Regions from separate parts of the Homo sapiens genome. Here region 1 is linked to region 2. A link is a contact called in ENCODE Hi-C data. All regions are on one chromosome and are shown on one strand. Each heading gives the region's core, a stretch centred on a gene start or an enhancer-like site at or near the end of the contact. The rest is flanking DNA. Distances are from core to core; before and after follow the strand shown.

The links. A loop is a pair of places that touch in the nucleus more often than their neighbours do. Pooled maps may share reads with other maps.
Region 1: a loop to region 2 is called in a map of gastrocnemius medialis, with 2.4 times the contacts of the local background. The contact joins two enhancer-like sites. A Hi-C loop is called at or near these places in 8 of 168 maps with a recorded cell type or tissue (ascending aorta, cardiac septum, dorsolateral prefrontal cortex and 5 more) and 4 of 50 pooled maps.

The regions. Positions count from the first base shown.
Region 1 is chr2:71,613,589-71,620,826 of GRCh38, forward strand. DYSF (dysferlin) reads left to right here. Exons shown (of 56, transcript NM_001130987.2): 41 at 6,959-7,021. Among named protein-coding and RNA genes, the nearest start is that of DYSF, 150 kb to the left of the region's middle. Within about 2 kb of position 1,608, at least 22 of the 41 ENCODE cell types and tissues checked have a DNase peak (open chromatin) inside an H3K27ac peak, as active enhancers do; they include dorsolateral prefrontal cortex, gastrocnemius medialis and heart right ventricle, where a contact is called at or near this core.
Region 2 is chr2:71,683,573-71,690,019 of GRCh38, forward strand. DYSF (dysferlin) reads left to right here. Exons shown (of 56, transcript NM_001130987.2): 56 at 2,882-3,191. The coding sequence ends at 2,920. Among named protein-coding and RNA genes, the nearest start is that of DYSF, 220 kb to the left of the region's middle. Within about 2 kb of position 1,959, at least 6 of the 41 ENCODE cell types and tissues checked have a DNase peak (open chromatin) inside an H3K27ac peak, as active enhancers do; they include dorsolateral prefrontal cortex, gastrocnemius medialis and heart right ventricle, where a contact is called at or near this core.

The DNA.
Region 1 (7,238 bases), core at 358-2,857, 70 kb before region 2:
AGGGGGGTGGGGTGTGCTCATCTGGGCAAGACTCAATCCCTTTTCTTGGATGCATATGTGAAAAATAGGCCATCTACCCTGGGGGCCATGGTGAGGGCTTTCTCCTGGAGATCACCAGAAAATCAGGGTGAGGAGCAAATGAGAGAAGGACGACAGGGGAGGGAGTGAGTGGGCCATCTCTGGGGTCCTCCAGCCCCATCTCCCTATCTGGGACAGGCCCCTTCTTAGGGGGAAGGTTGTTCTGTGGGCTTGTGCTTGGTGGCTCCTTGGAGACAGCTTAGAAAGAAGAGGCTGTGTCCAAGCCAAGAGTCTATCTCGCCCCATTCCTCCATCTGCAGGGAAAAGGAGGAAGGAGGCAGGGAGGGGCCTTATTCTAAGGTCTCCAGCCCTGGGGGAGGTAGGAGTCTTCCTTTTGCTGCATACTCAGCAACTGAGGGCCAGCCTGTGATGCAGATGCCAATGCCACAGAGCATGGCAGGAGGTCTGTGGCACCTTGTGCTGAGGGGCAGCGCTCCCCCGACTGTGGGCCATGGAGTGGCTCTGGATTCTGTAGGGTTGAGCCCATCTGGTCCTTCCCACAGTAGACATGGAGAAAGGTCTCACTGTGAGCACCAGCCTTGAACTCACCATCTGTTCCAGGTTGTCACCCTCCTCTCTGGGCTTTGCAAGATACTGGTCATACCCCTGGCACCCTGGGGCTCCCAGAACTTCTGGGCCACCCAGAGGCAGAGCCTCCAGGCCTGTATAGACAACACCTGTGTCCTCGGGCCTTGCTGCATCTGTAGTTTCACTGATGCTAAAAGTCCTCAGAAGCCCTGTGTTCCATCTCTCCAGCCTCTGTGGCTCTCCAGGGTTCTGCCCTGCCAGCCTTTCTGCTGGGAAGACCTCCTGCCCCCTGTCCCTTGTCCAACTCTTGATCATTGTTTAAGACTTAACTTAGGCATGGTCGCTTCTTTGGGGGAGTCTTTCCTGGCTCCTCTTCTCCTGTGAGACTTGCCTATCTTTGGGTCACTGTGCTGCTCTAGGGCCTGCTGTCTCTGTCAATGTTAGCATATTCCCCAGGCTAAGCTCAGGGGAGCAACTGCGGCTCCTTCCTCTTTGTATTCTCAATGCTCAGCACAAGGCCTCGCTTAGCGGAGGTGTTAATGAAAGTCTGTCTGTCTTGGCAAGTGGGTAGATGGGTGCATGGGTTGATGGATGGATGGACGAATTTTCTGGCTACTGTCTGTATGGATCTGAGGAGGAATCTCTCTCTTGGCTGGGGAAACCCAAATGGAAATTTCAGATGTCCCTATGTGAAATTTAGCTAAACTCAGTGCTAGTGCCTCTGGGCTGCTTGGGTGTTTATAGCTGAATTAGGCAGATAATTTGCCCCAAACTCTGGCTGCCTGCTCCTGGCTCCTGTTTCCCGGCTGCTCCATGGGCCTGTCTGAGATTGTGCAGGGAAGTGCAGGGCCTGCCCAGCAGGATTTCCGTTCTGTGTGTGCTGCCCTCAAAATGTCTACACACTCAGATGGGGAGGGACTATTTTAGGTCCTGCTGGCCACAAGCACAGCCAGAGGCAGACGATGAGGAGGCCCAGCCTGGCCATCCTCCCGGCGTTGACATGAGGGAACTGGGGCTGGGATCTGAGCCAGAGCTGGGCCTGTGCTGTTTGTGGGAGCACACGGCCACTCTGGCTAGAGCTGCTGGCCAGACCAGCAGCACTGGTGGGAGCTGGGATGGGGCTCCTGGAGGTGTACCCACCTGGGGAGGGGCTGGGCCTCCCCTGGCCTGGGACAGGGGAGGAGGAGGAAATGACACTGATTTGCTCTGATGGGGGAGGCTTGGACCTTGCCCTCATGGAGCTCCCTGTCTGATGAAAGAGACAAAACTCTGTTCTCAAAAGCCTCAAACCCAGCAGGGAGACCAGTTCTGTTCTGCAGGGAGCCCTGGCCCTCTGGGGAAGCCCCTTTTCTGGTATCTGACTTTGTTCCATGTTTTTCTCTGAGATCTATTGCTCTGATTTGGCTGATCCAGGAAATCTTTCACTCACTCGCCTCTCCTCCCTGTCCCTGGCACTCTGAAGGACAGGCGCTCCAAGGCCAACCCAGGAGGCAGCTGACCCCGGGTGCAGTTCCAGTGGTTTGCTAGATAACTATGGCTGGGCTTTCTTCCTCTCCCTCCTTCCCCAGTGCAGATAGCATGAAGGGCCCTGGCTTCTGGGGACAGGAGGGACGAGAGGTCTGGCAGAATCTGGATTTTGGCTGGCTTCTGTCTGCCCCACCGGTGTTTCTCGGCAGCCTGTTCCATCCTCACAGTTGATGCAGCCCTGGCTGGTGCTGGATGTGTTCACTGTGTCCTGGCTGTGGTCCTAGGACCCCTCCTAGCTCAAACCTGCTCTTGCCAGAGTTACCCTTCCATCTTGGTCCCTTCCTGTCACTTTCCTCCGTGACACCTTCTCTCTGCTCCCAAAGCCTTCTTACCAGCATCTGCCTAGGTCCTGGGATGAGCTGGCCACACATTTAGAACATGTCACCGGAGACCCTTGCCTGATGTTCAGGCCATGGGCTGGCACTCACCACGGAGTATTTCTTAGGTTTCTAGAAATGTTTTGGTTTGTGTCGAGAGTGGCCAATTCTGGAGGTGACTCAAAACGTGTATAAGGCAGGTCTGTGCTCAGCATCCCAGGGCTCGTAGATCAGTGTCTGTCTCTAAGGGTAAGGGTGGGGGGCCCTGTTTAGGGGGTGCCTGGCCTGTTTAAACTGTTCTCCATGGTGATGAGGATTGGGATGAGAAATACTCACACGTATTAACTCCACCACTTGTTCTTGGTCTGTGCAGCCATCCTATGTGTAGACTTTAGAGTGGCAGACTAGGGGTGGGGGTGGTGTGTGCACATGAGTGAGCATGACAGGTGGGGGTGGTAGGAGCAGGTGTGTGCACGAGCTTCCATGGGTGCTGGCCAGAGGTGTGTCTAAGCTTGGTGGTGGCATTGCAGGAATTGTGGCCTTGACTTTGAACTTTCTGAGGGCAGGCCTGGGTGTGTCCTCACACAGGGAGAGCAGAAGTGTCCTATTCCATCTAGTTCTCTGCTTTAGAAAACGATATATTCATTTTTTCAGATAATAAAATGATACGTGTTCATTATATAAAATTTGGAAAATATAGAAAAATAATGAAAAAATAGGGCTTACCTCCATCCAAACACACAATTTGAATGCACTGCACCCAACATTTCATTGTCATTCTTTCCTCTTCTTTTTAGGTTTCTCTTTCTGTCTCTGATTCTGTCTCTGACTTCATTTCTACCTTTAAAATAAAATTAAGGCCTTTGTTCACTAGTTGTTGTTGTTTTTTTATTAAGGCAGTTCTTGGTGTTATGATTATGATTAGGGGAAGAAAAACAGTGTTCAGGAACACACAGAGAGCCTGCCACCCCCTGTCCATTTCCTATAGAGGGTCTTGAAGCTCCAAATAGAGGCTGTGCCCCCAGAAATCGCACCTTTGAGGCACTGAGATGCCCCCAGAGCCAGCTGGGTATGGCAAGGGCGGCTCTTGCTTAGCATTCCGAGAGAGCACTCCTAGGTAGAGGGGCTCCTCTTCAAGTCCTCAGAGAAGGAGAATTTCGGGAGGTGGGAATATGTGAGTGTTGAAGAATTAGAGAAATAACTTTTAGGAAGTTCCGACTCTGGTCACAAAGAGACAAGGGATGAGGGGGTGTCCAGAAGATCTCAAATGAGTGATGTCAAAGTGAGGAGATGTTTCATTAACAAGGAGACCAAACTCTTGGAGTCTCCTGGCCCTGCAAGTTCACCATAGGCTAAGCAACCAGGGAAGCTTCTCCGGGAAGGCGGCCTCTGAGGCGGGTGGGTGAACAGGGGAGGACAGGGAGGCTTTCCTGGCAGGCAAAAGGGCTCGGGCAAAGGCTTGGAAGTGGGACTCTGTGTGTATGTTTTATGTGGCAAAGGGGTACGTGTGTGTATGTATGAGTGTATGTGGTAGAGGTGGTGTGTGTGTGTGTGGTAGAGGTGGTGTGTGTGTATGTGGGGTAGAGGTGATGTGTGTGGCAGAGGTGGTGTGTGTGTGGCAGAGGTGGGGTGTGTGTGTGGTAGAGGTGGGGTGTGTGCGTGTGTGGTAGAGGTGGGGTGTGTGTGTGGTAGAGGTGGTGTGTGTGTATGTGGGGTAGAGGTGGTGTGTGTGGTAGAGGTGGTGTGTGTGTGGTAGAGGTGGGGTATATGTGTGTGTGTGGTAGAGGTGGGGTATAAGTGTGTGTGGTAGAGATGGGGTGTGTGTGTGTGGTAGAGGTGGGGTGTGTGTGGTAGAGGTGTGTTTGTGGTAGAGGTGTGTGTGTGTGGTAGAGGTGTGTGTGTGGTAGAGGTGGTGTGTGTGTTTGGTAGAGGTGTTTGTGTGGTAGAGGTGAGGTATATGTGTGTGTGGTAGAGATGGGGTGTGTGTGTGTGGTAGAGATGGTGTGTGTGTGTGTGTGTGGTAGAGATGGGGTGTGTGTGTGGTAGAGATGGGGTGTGTGTGTGGTAGAGGTGGGGTGTGTGTGTGGTAGAGGTGGCGTGTGTGGTAGAGGTGGTGTGTGTGTGTGTGTGTGGTAGAGGTGGGGTATAAGTGTGTGTGGTAGAGATGGGATGTGTGTGTGTGGTAGAGGTGGGGTGTGTGTGTGGTAGAGGTGGCGTGTGTGGTAGAGGTGTGTGTGTGTGGTAGAGGTGTGTGTGTGGTAGAGGTGGTGTGTGTGTGTGTGGTAGAGATGGGGTGTGTGTGTGGTAGAGGGGTGTGTGTGTGGTAGAGGTGGCATGTGTGGTAGAGGTGGTGTGTGTGTGTGTGGTAGAGGTGGTGTGTGTGTGGTAGAGGTGGGGTGTGTGTGGTAGAGGTGGGGTTGTGTGTGTGTGGTAGAGGTGTGTGTGTGGTAGAGGTGATGTGTGTGTTTGGTAGAGGTGTGTGTGTGGTAGAGGTGGGGTGTGTGTGTGTGGTAGAGGTGGAGTGTGTGTTTGTGTGGGGTAGAGTTGTGTGTGTGTGGTAGAGGTGGTGGGTGTGGTAGAGGTGGTGTGTGTGTTACAGGAGGTGGTGTGTGTGGCAGAGGAGGTGTGTGTGTGGTAGAGGGATGTGAGTGTGTGTGCGTGGTAGAGATGGTGTGTGTGGCAGAGGTGGGTGTGTATGTGGAGTAGAGGTGGTGGGTGTGTGTCCGTGTGAGTGTGTTTTTTGTGTGTGTGGTGAGCGTGGGGTGCCAGCAGGAGACAGGCCTGGCCTGCTAGTGTGCAGGAGGCCTCGGGAGACTGTTTCCTCACTCTGTCGGGTGGGTGCTGGGGCTGGCCGGCTCTGGGACTCCCAGGCTCCCAGGCTCCCAGGCGCTGGGGCTGGGGCTAATTTTGAGCCTGCTGCTCCAGTTATAGTCTCTGGGATGCCGTGAAGGTGGGAACGTGCTCCCAGAACCGGAGTGGCAAATTATGCCCGAGTCCCAAAGGGGAACGTGTAATTTCTGAAGCTGGACCAGATCTTTGGAGCACTATGTTTAGCTTTATTTTGCTCTGGTGAACTGCCGGTTTCCCTCTCACCTTTCTAAAAAAGAACTGCATTAAAAATAACAGTAAGGCTTCTGTGGGGTTCAGGATGCAAATGGGAGGGGCAGAGCTGCTGCCTGGCGAGGCCCGTCTCTGGCCAGCTAGGGGTGGCACGTGGAGTTCACCCAGTCTATTCCAGGGGTCACACGACATGTGGCCAGCACCCCAGGGCCATCCAGCAGCCCTGGCTAGGTGCCCAAGGCTGATTCTGCCCTCCTGCGTATGCTTCTGGCTCTGAACAGCCCTGAGGGGCCCCTCAGTGATGTGTCTTTTCACAGAGCAGGGAGGGATCCGAGTCCCCAAACGTCCCTCCTGGGCCCAGCAGGGCTTCACCTTCCGTGGGTTTCTTTGGGCATCGGGGGAGTGTCTTCCAGGATCTTCCTGTTGAGGAAGGCAGGGCAGCCTGGGGTTTCGCCCCTTGGAGTCCTCCCAGAGCCCCCTGCTCAAGGCTTAGAGGTTGAGGGGCCAGCCCCGGCAGCTCTGGGTCCTAGCTGGCTGCTTCCCAGCACCTACCCTCCTGACCCGTTTGCTCTTTCTCGAACGGGCTGTGCTTCTTTCTTCCCCTCTACCTTTGCGCTTGCGATTCCCTCTGCCTAGCATGCGTCTTCTCACCTTGCCCACCTGCTAGCCTGGTACTCATTCACCCAGAGCCCCATCCCCTTATCCTAGAGTATCGTAGTGGTCTCTGAACAAGTCTTCCTGCCTTCAGCCCTGAGCCCTGAGGCCCTCCTCAGGCTGCAGCCCAAGGATTCACAGTACAGGGAGATTGATTCACAGTACTGGGAGATTGTAGGCAAGGAGCTGATGCTCAGAAAAGGATGCAGAAAGTGATTTGTAGCATGGAGTGGAGGTGGGACTATAAGACTCCTAAAGTCCCCACTGATGTCAGGTTTTGGGGAAGACATATGATGCCCTGGTTCTTGTCCTGGAGGAGGGAAGACTGAGTAACCTGCTGTAGCTTTGGGAACCATGCCCTGCAGTGTTGGTGTGGCTCAGAGGTTAGGATGCTGGGGTTGGAGTGTCCCTGAAATAGGCAGATTTTGGAGAGGGAGGGAGGACATATGAGAGAGTGGGCAAGAGTCAGGCATTGGCTGAGCCCCTTCCACGTGCCTTGCCTTGTGCTGGGCGTGCACAGCCTTCGTCTCATTCATACTCACTGTCGCCCTGTGAGGTGGGCTTTGGGCCCATTCTCCAGATAGGACGCTGACCCAGAGAGGTCAAGGGGCTTGCTCAAAGTCACACATCTGGTGAGGTGTTGGAGCCAGGCTTGTCCAACTCCAAAGCACATGTTCTCCCTGGAGGAAGAGCAGAGGGTGCCTGGTCAGAGAGCGCTACCTCTTGGAGACTGTCCAGCCTTCCCTAAAGTGGGTTCTCTAATCCTGTTGCTAACCAGCATGTTTCATTTGTAGCTTGCAGACGGTCTGTCGAGCTTGGCCCCCACTAACACGGCTTCTCCTCCATCCAGTCCTCATGTATGTACTGTTTACTTATTTGTGGGCTCCTTGTATTCCCTTGTGGGGCTGGGGGTAGGGGGGTTAGGAGGGAAATGGGAGGGGAGAGTGGGAGGGAAGAAAGGAGGTATTTCCTGAGCCCTAGCAGGGAAGTCACCTATCTTTGCCTCACTGAAAAGGAGGGGTGAGAGAAAGCTATGGAGTAGATGCTCAGAAATGGACACCCCTAGGTTACTTC
Region 2 (6,447 bases), core at 709-3,208:
TAATCCACCCCTTGAGGACCTTATGTTGGTGGCAAAGACGCAAACACCCAGAGAAGGAAAGGGCCTGGCCGTAGGCTGCACAGTATTCCATGCACACTCCCAATCCAGGGCTCACTGTGATTCCCACTTCAGGCCTCAGTCCTGGTCAGCACCAGGCCACTGGCCCAGAGCATTGATCCCATGGCAGACAGGCTGCTTGGGGAACTGCCCCCAGGTGAGCTCTTTGCTCTGTGAGTCCTCCAGGAGGAGGAAAGGGCAAGAGCCCCTCCATCCCACTGCAGCTGGCTATGCCCATGTCTGCAGAATGCATCTCAGAGAGGAAGAGAGTTATAACCACACAGCTTTCCATGCAGTTCTAACAGCTGAACTGAGAGGAGCTGGGGAAAGGATGTCTGGTTTGGATGTCCGGACCAGCTACCATCTGGGCCATAGTGACTAAGGAGAGTCTAGAACCAGGGTGGTGAAGGGTCTGCCTACAGGCCAGGCCTGCTAAGCTGGCTGTGGTCACCTGAGGCGCAATGGAGAAATGTTTCTGAGGTTCTGAGGTTTGTCCATCAGCAAAATCTGACTGTGGTCCAGGGTAGATCTAGGTTGCAGGGACTCGAGGTGTGTACGATGTGGGAGGCCTCTTTAAGCCAAGGGAGACGAGATTACAAATATAAGCTGAGATACAGGACTGTGGAAGAGTGTGTGCACGTGTGGTGTCCTGCAGCATGAGCTGTTGCTGTGACCTGAGATCCGGGGTCAGGCCCCAGGACTTCTGCCTGGTGTCTCCTGCCCAGGGGGCACCCTTCCCAGCCTGCCTCAAGCTCCTCCTCCCATTCGGAGCCCAGCTGGCCAGTGTTCAGTTAGCCACAGAGACTCTAAGCACGTGTGTGCGTCTGGGAGGTAAGGGCGTGTTTTGGGGATGAGGGAGAAGAGGATGAGGCCTCATGCCACTGGGGAGTGCTCACTTCCCTGGGGAGACATTGAAACCAGAGAGTAAGGAAAAGTACTGTGGATGATCAAATGCTCTTTTGGGAGGCTCAGGCCGTGGGAGTTTAGGAAGAGAAGAGCTGCTGCAGACCCTCGCCCTTGGTGTAGTCGGAGGACTAGCAGCAGTAGCACCAGGGAACTCACTAGAAACTCAGAGTCCCCGGCCGGCCCCGGCCTGCTGAGGGGGAATCTGCATGTAGGCACATGATGGTTGGAGAAACCCTGTTGGATGTGACAGAGCTCTGTCGCTGGAGTCAGGATTATGGACTCTTCCTGTGACCTTGGCAAATCCCTCCTGCTCACATGAGGAAGGGGCTGCACTAGGTTAGCTCTGGCCTTCTGTGGCTGGGACTGTGCTTAGGGGAGCACTGTCATCTTCCCTGGCTGCTGTATATTAAGCCAAGCCTCCTTCTGAAAAGCCAAGGGGAGGGGAAAGGCAGGTCCAAAGTGGCATCACCACCACCCATGACATGCCTAAGCCCAGCCCCTGCCAGCTGCACCCTGCACTGCTAGGCTACTGGGCAGCAGATCTAGGCCTCCAGGGGCCTGGGGAAGGAGGCCCTGCTGCCTGGCTGGGAGAGGAAGGAAAGATTTCCAGTCACTTCCAGCCTGTGGTCCTTCCTCATCGCTGTGGGCAGAAGCAGAGTGGTACTGTGGGGGGCCTGGTCAGAGCTCCTCCCTGTCTCCTGTCCCCCCAGCAGCGGGCCACTCTCCTTTGAGTTCTTCTGGAAGTTGTCCTCTTTAAAATATGGACCCTGCTTCCCCTCTCCCAGGGCTGGTGTGGGGATGTCAGATCCTAGGTAAGGGGTCTAGGGATGAAGGGGGTGGCCTGGGCCTGAGGCTGCAGACTGGCTTTGCTCACAGGTCTTTGCTACAAGCTGAGCACATCCTGCCTCCTTCCACCCAAGTCACTCATTCATTTGGCCAGTACCAGATGATGAGGGCCGGGCCCTGGTGACCCTCACCTGGCTTTCAGGCCATGGGACAGAGGCTGCCTGCCCCAAGCCAGGGCCTAGTGGAGAGGGGCCCAAGGACAGGGCAGCTTCCTCCAGTTGGCCTAATCCCCTACCCTCTTGGAAATTCCCTTGGGAGGGGTATGAGGGGGCAGCCTGTCTGATTCCTCTCAGCTTCCCCCTCAGAGCCAGCCGGGAGCAGGGCCAGCGTGGGGAGGCAGGAGGCGTTTGGCGGGGAAGGAGGGCCGGCTCTGTTTCCAGAGTTGGCTTTCCCCAGCCGGCGCTGGGGAACATACTGTCCCAATTAGGAGCCCTGTATTGTGTTGTATGTGTTTTCATGGTTTTTGGGGGGAGAAGTGGGGAGGGGAGGATACTGTCAATCCTGCAGCAGGCAGGGCTCAATCAAGGGTGCCCTGTCTCTAGTGCTGGGCTGTGCCGTGGGTCATCCACGACAGCCCATCCCCAACTCTCTCTCTGCTTTCTGGACAGGGGTGTGATGACCCGTAAGCCCTGGGCTGCCATGTGGGGGAGGACCCTGGGCCCCACCTTCAGCACCTGTCTGATGGAAGAGGCCAGGTCCAGGGTGCTCAGAGTCCTCTGGGCAGTCAGCTGGAACCTGGAAATGGGCCTGGCTTGATGGGGGAGAAGACAGAGCAATTTGGGCAGCTTTGGCCCCCAGGTGGGAGGGTGCGGGTGGAGTTTCGGAGGGTATGGGTTTGCCTGATGGGCTGGAGCACTAGGCAGGGCGGAGTGTTGAGCCCCACATGGTATGGATGGCAAGTGGTGAGGGCGAGGCGTGGGCAGGTGGTTGAAGAGCCACGAGCGTCCTCTCCCAGCCTCTTGCCTGTTGGCAGCTTAGCCCCATCCTCTGAGCCCCAGGTCTGGGACAGCTGCTCTGGCTGTGCCTGCCCCAGTGGGATCACCATGGGTCCCTGTCTCCTCCCTCCCTCCAGAACTATGCTGCCATGAAGCTGGTGAAGCCCTTCAGCTGAGGACTCTCCTGCCCTGTAGAAGGGGCCGTGGGGTCCCCTCCAGCATGGGACTGGCCTGCCTCCTCCGCCCAGCTCGGCGAGCTCCTCCAGACCTCCTAGGCCTGATTGTCCTGCCAGGGTGGGCAGACAGACAGATGGACCGGCCCACACTCCCAGAGTTGCTAACATGGAGCTCTGAGATCACCCCACTTCCATCATTTCCTTCTCCCCCAACCCAACGCTTTTTTGGATCAGCTCAGACATATTTCAGTATAAAACAGTTGGAACCACACAGCAGTGTCAGTGTGTGTATCTCTACAGTACCTGAACAGGGAGTGACTGTGAAGGGGGATATGCCTGGGTGGGCGGGGAGGGTGGACGGGGTATGGGTGCTGCTTCCAGCCCAGCCTTCTGGAGGGAGAGGCAGCTGAGAAGCAGTGGGTGGGGCCCGTGGAACTGCTTCTTCTTTCACAAGACTGGTTGGGGGTGGGGTGGGCTTGGGGCTTGGTGTCTGGTTTGCCTTAGCCCCGGCCTCCTCTGCCTCCTCTCCAATCCAGGACTTTCCCCTTTCCCCCTGCCTTCTCCTTACTCGGGCACCCCCCCCGTCTCCCAGGCTGCCCTTTGCCTAGGAGGGCAGCTACCTGTATCTTCTGGTTTCTTTGACCATGCTAGGGAAGAGGTTCCATTTTATAGAAAGGGAACTCCAGTGGGGAGGGTTCGGCCAGAAATCCCCTAGGCAGGGAGGCCACTGTACCTCTGGCTTTGGCCTATTCCCATAGAATCCTGGGATTTCTTGCGATTCTCTCTCTCTGCTTCCTCTCTCTGCTTTAAGAATCCGATCTGGACAAAGACACCTTTTTCTTGTGGTCTAAAGCTTAGTTGTAGCCATTGGTTTGACATTTCCTGCAGGAATCAGGCTTAATCTACAGAAGCAGCAGGAACATACTTGGAGAGAAAGCCAAGCGCTTGAAAACATCACGTTTCCAAGAGTCTCCTGCATCTCTCGCCTGAGGGGCTGAACTCTGTGAGCACAGAGCTGGCAGCCTCCACTCCCGTTACCCAGCGGGTGTCCCCGGTTTTCCACGGTGACCCTGCATCCTGGCCCAGTCCTCCTTGGCTCTTCACTGATTGGCAGGACTGGGGGTGGTTGGGACAGGGTTGATGTCTGGAACCTGCCTGGGTGAGGGAGCTACACCTTGAAAGCAGGGTGCTTCTTACTTCAGGAGAGCTTCAGGCTAGAGGTGGCTATGAGTCCTGAGACCCTGACACCTGAACCCTAGAGCCAGGGGCCACGCCGCACGTAGGACACAGCAGGGACTGGGGTCAGAGCTTTTCTGGGAAGGTCAGTCTGGTGCTGAGCCTTCACTGAGCACACTAAGCATGCCTGTGGGGAGGCAGTGAGAGGAGGCTGGCCTTTAGGGAGGGCTAGAGGGAGAGGAAGGAAGGGGTGGGGCCACCACTTCAGGAGGCCCCGAGCGAGATTTTTAGGAGAGGGAAAACCTGAGAATATTTGAAGGGAGGAAGGAGGAAGCCACTTGTTAGGGAAAGATCAAAGACACAAGAAAGAGTATGAGGTAATTCATGGAATCAGTTTCTGGAGAAGGAGAGGAGGGGGTTTGCTTTGGAAAGAAGGTCTGTTTTGTCTTCCAGGGCGGAAAGGCAAGAGGAAATGAATGAATACCATGCAACTATCAGCTGGATTAAAAGAGCTTTAGGGGTCATTGTGCTCATTTTTTCATTTCTTCCTTCACTTTATTCTTGATTCTCTGGGTTGCAGGTAATGGAAAACCCCACTCAAGCTACGAAAGGGAATTCAATGGCTTTACAGAAATGAAACACCCAGATGATTGGTTTCAGGTAAAGGCTGATCCAGCTCCTCAATGTGAGATCATTGAGAGTTTGTGTTCTCAAGGTTGGCTTCAGTTTAAAGCTGGCTCCATTCATCGTGCTGGGCTTGAAGCTGCTCTCTGAGACCACATAGACCACTAAGAAAAACTCAGAGGGGGATGAGGAATGGATGGCAAGGGGACACCATCCCCAGCAAACGCGCCTTGAGATGCTCTATGTGGCAGGCCTAGAGCAAGGTCTGAGGATGAGTTGCATGTGACTCTTTGCCTTCCATAGCTCCCAGCACGGTGGGGAAATTGTTCCCTTTTGGGAGTATCAAAGAAGGAGTGCCCACTGCCCTGGGGAAGGAAGGGGCAGGAGACTCTCTCAAGAAGGGATACCATTTGAGTGGAGCATCGGACTGGCCCGGCGGCTAAGAGAGGAAAGGTGTTCTCAGTGGCAGAAGTGGAGGCTGAGTGGTGGAGCTGTCGAAGAACTCAGCTGGTTCAGGGCATGGCTGGGGAGAGTGAGCCTGGAGGGAAGTGGCCCAACAGAGAAGGAAGAGAGGCCAGGTGGCAAGGCCAGGTGGGGAGGGCCTTGCGTGTGCGGCTGAGGAGTTTGAACTTCATTATGGAGACTTGAGGAAGACCAGAAGGACTCGAAGCTGAACAGACCTTGATCAGAATCATGTTTTTCTGAAAAACCATTCTAGCTTTGTTCTTGGGAGACAGGAGTCCCCTGGGGGTACATGGGTGAGCTTCAGGTATATAAACATTTTGTCAAACTGCCTTTGATGGGGTGAGGGCCCAGTGATCCCACTCGATTCTTAAAATGGTCCATGGTCACAAATGGCAAAGGACAATTTCTCAGGCTGCTGTGCGGCTGGTTGCAGAGGGCCATTCTAGAAGAGTGGTTCGCTAATCCAGGAGCCAAATGGGAAAGGTCTGAAAGGCAGGGCTCAGGGTGATTCATCCATTCATCCATCCATTCATTCGCGCATTAAAGAAATATATATATCATATATGCATTGGGGGGGCTATCTGTGTACCAGGCAGGGTGGTAGGCTCTAGAGATACAATCTTGAGTAAGATAAACATGGTTCCCACCCTCCTAGAGCTCACAGTTGAGTAGAAGAGGCAGATAAGTAGATGGGCAATTACAATACACTGGTGGATGATGAGCAGGAGCTGTGGAGTCAAGAGCAGGGATGGAAAAGACAATAGAGGGAGCAGTAGTTCAAAACCAGAAGCTGGTTCAAAGATCTCTAGGAGTTGCTACATGGGCATGGGGCCATGGTTTCCAGCCAGGGGCACTTTTGTCCTCCAGGGCACGTTTGGCAATGTCTGGAGATATTTTTGACTTCACAACTAGTGGGGGCAGGGGGTGGTGGTTATGAGAGGGACTGAGGCACCGTTAGAAAGGTTTTCTCCCCAGTAAAAAGGGGCACAAAAGGAGACACATCCTCATCTTCTGCCTCTTAATATTATGGAACAATGTAATGACTGGGGCTGTGGCTGCCATCTTGTGATCCTGAGGCGATCAGCCTGAGGAAGAAAGCCAGCACACAGAGGACGGCAGAGGAAGTGGGGAGGACCTGGTTCTTGGTGAAGCTATTGAGGAAGAACCAACCCTGAAGTCACCCTACCACCAGAGGAGACAGCTTGTGACTCAGGGCCATACATTCCTTGTAGCGTAAGCCATCTTTGGTTGGGTCCTGTGTT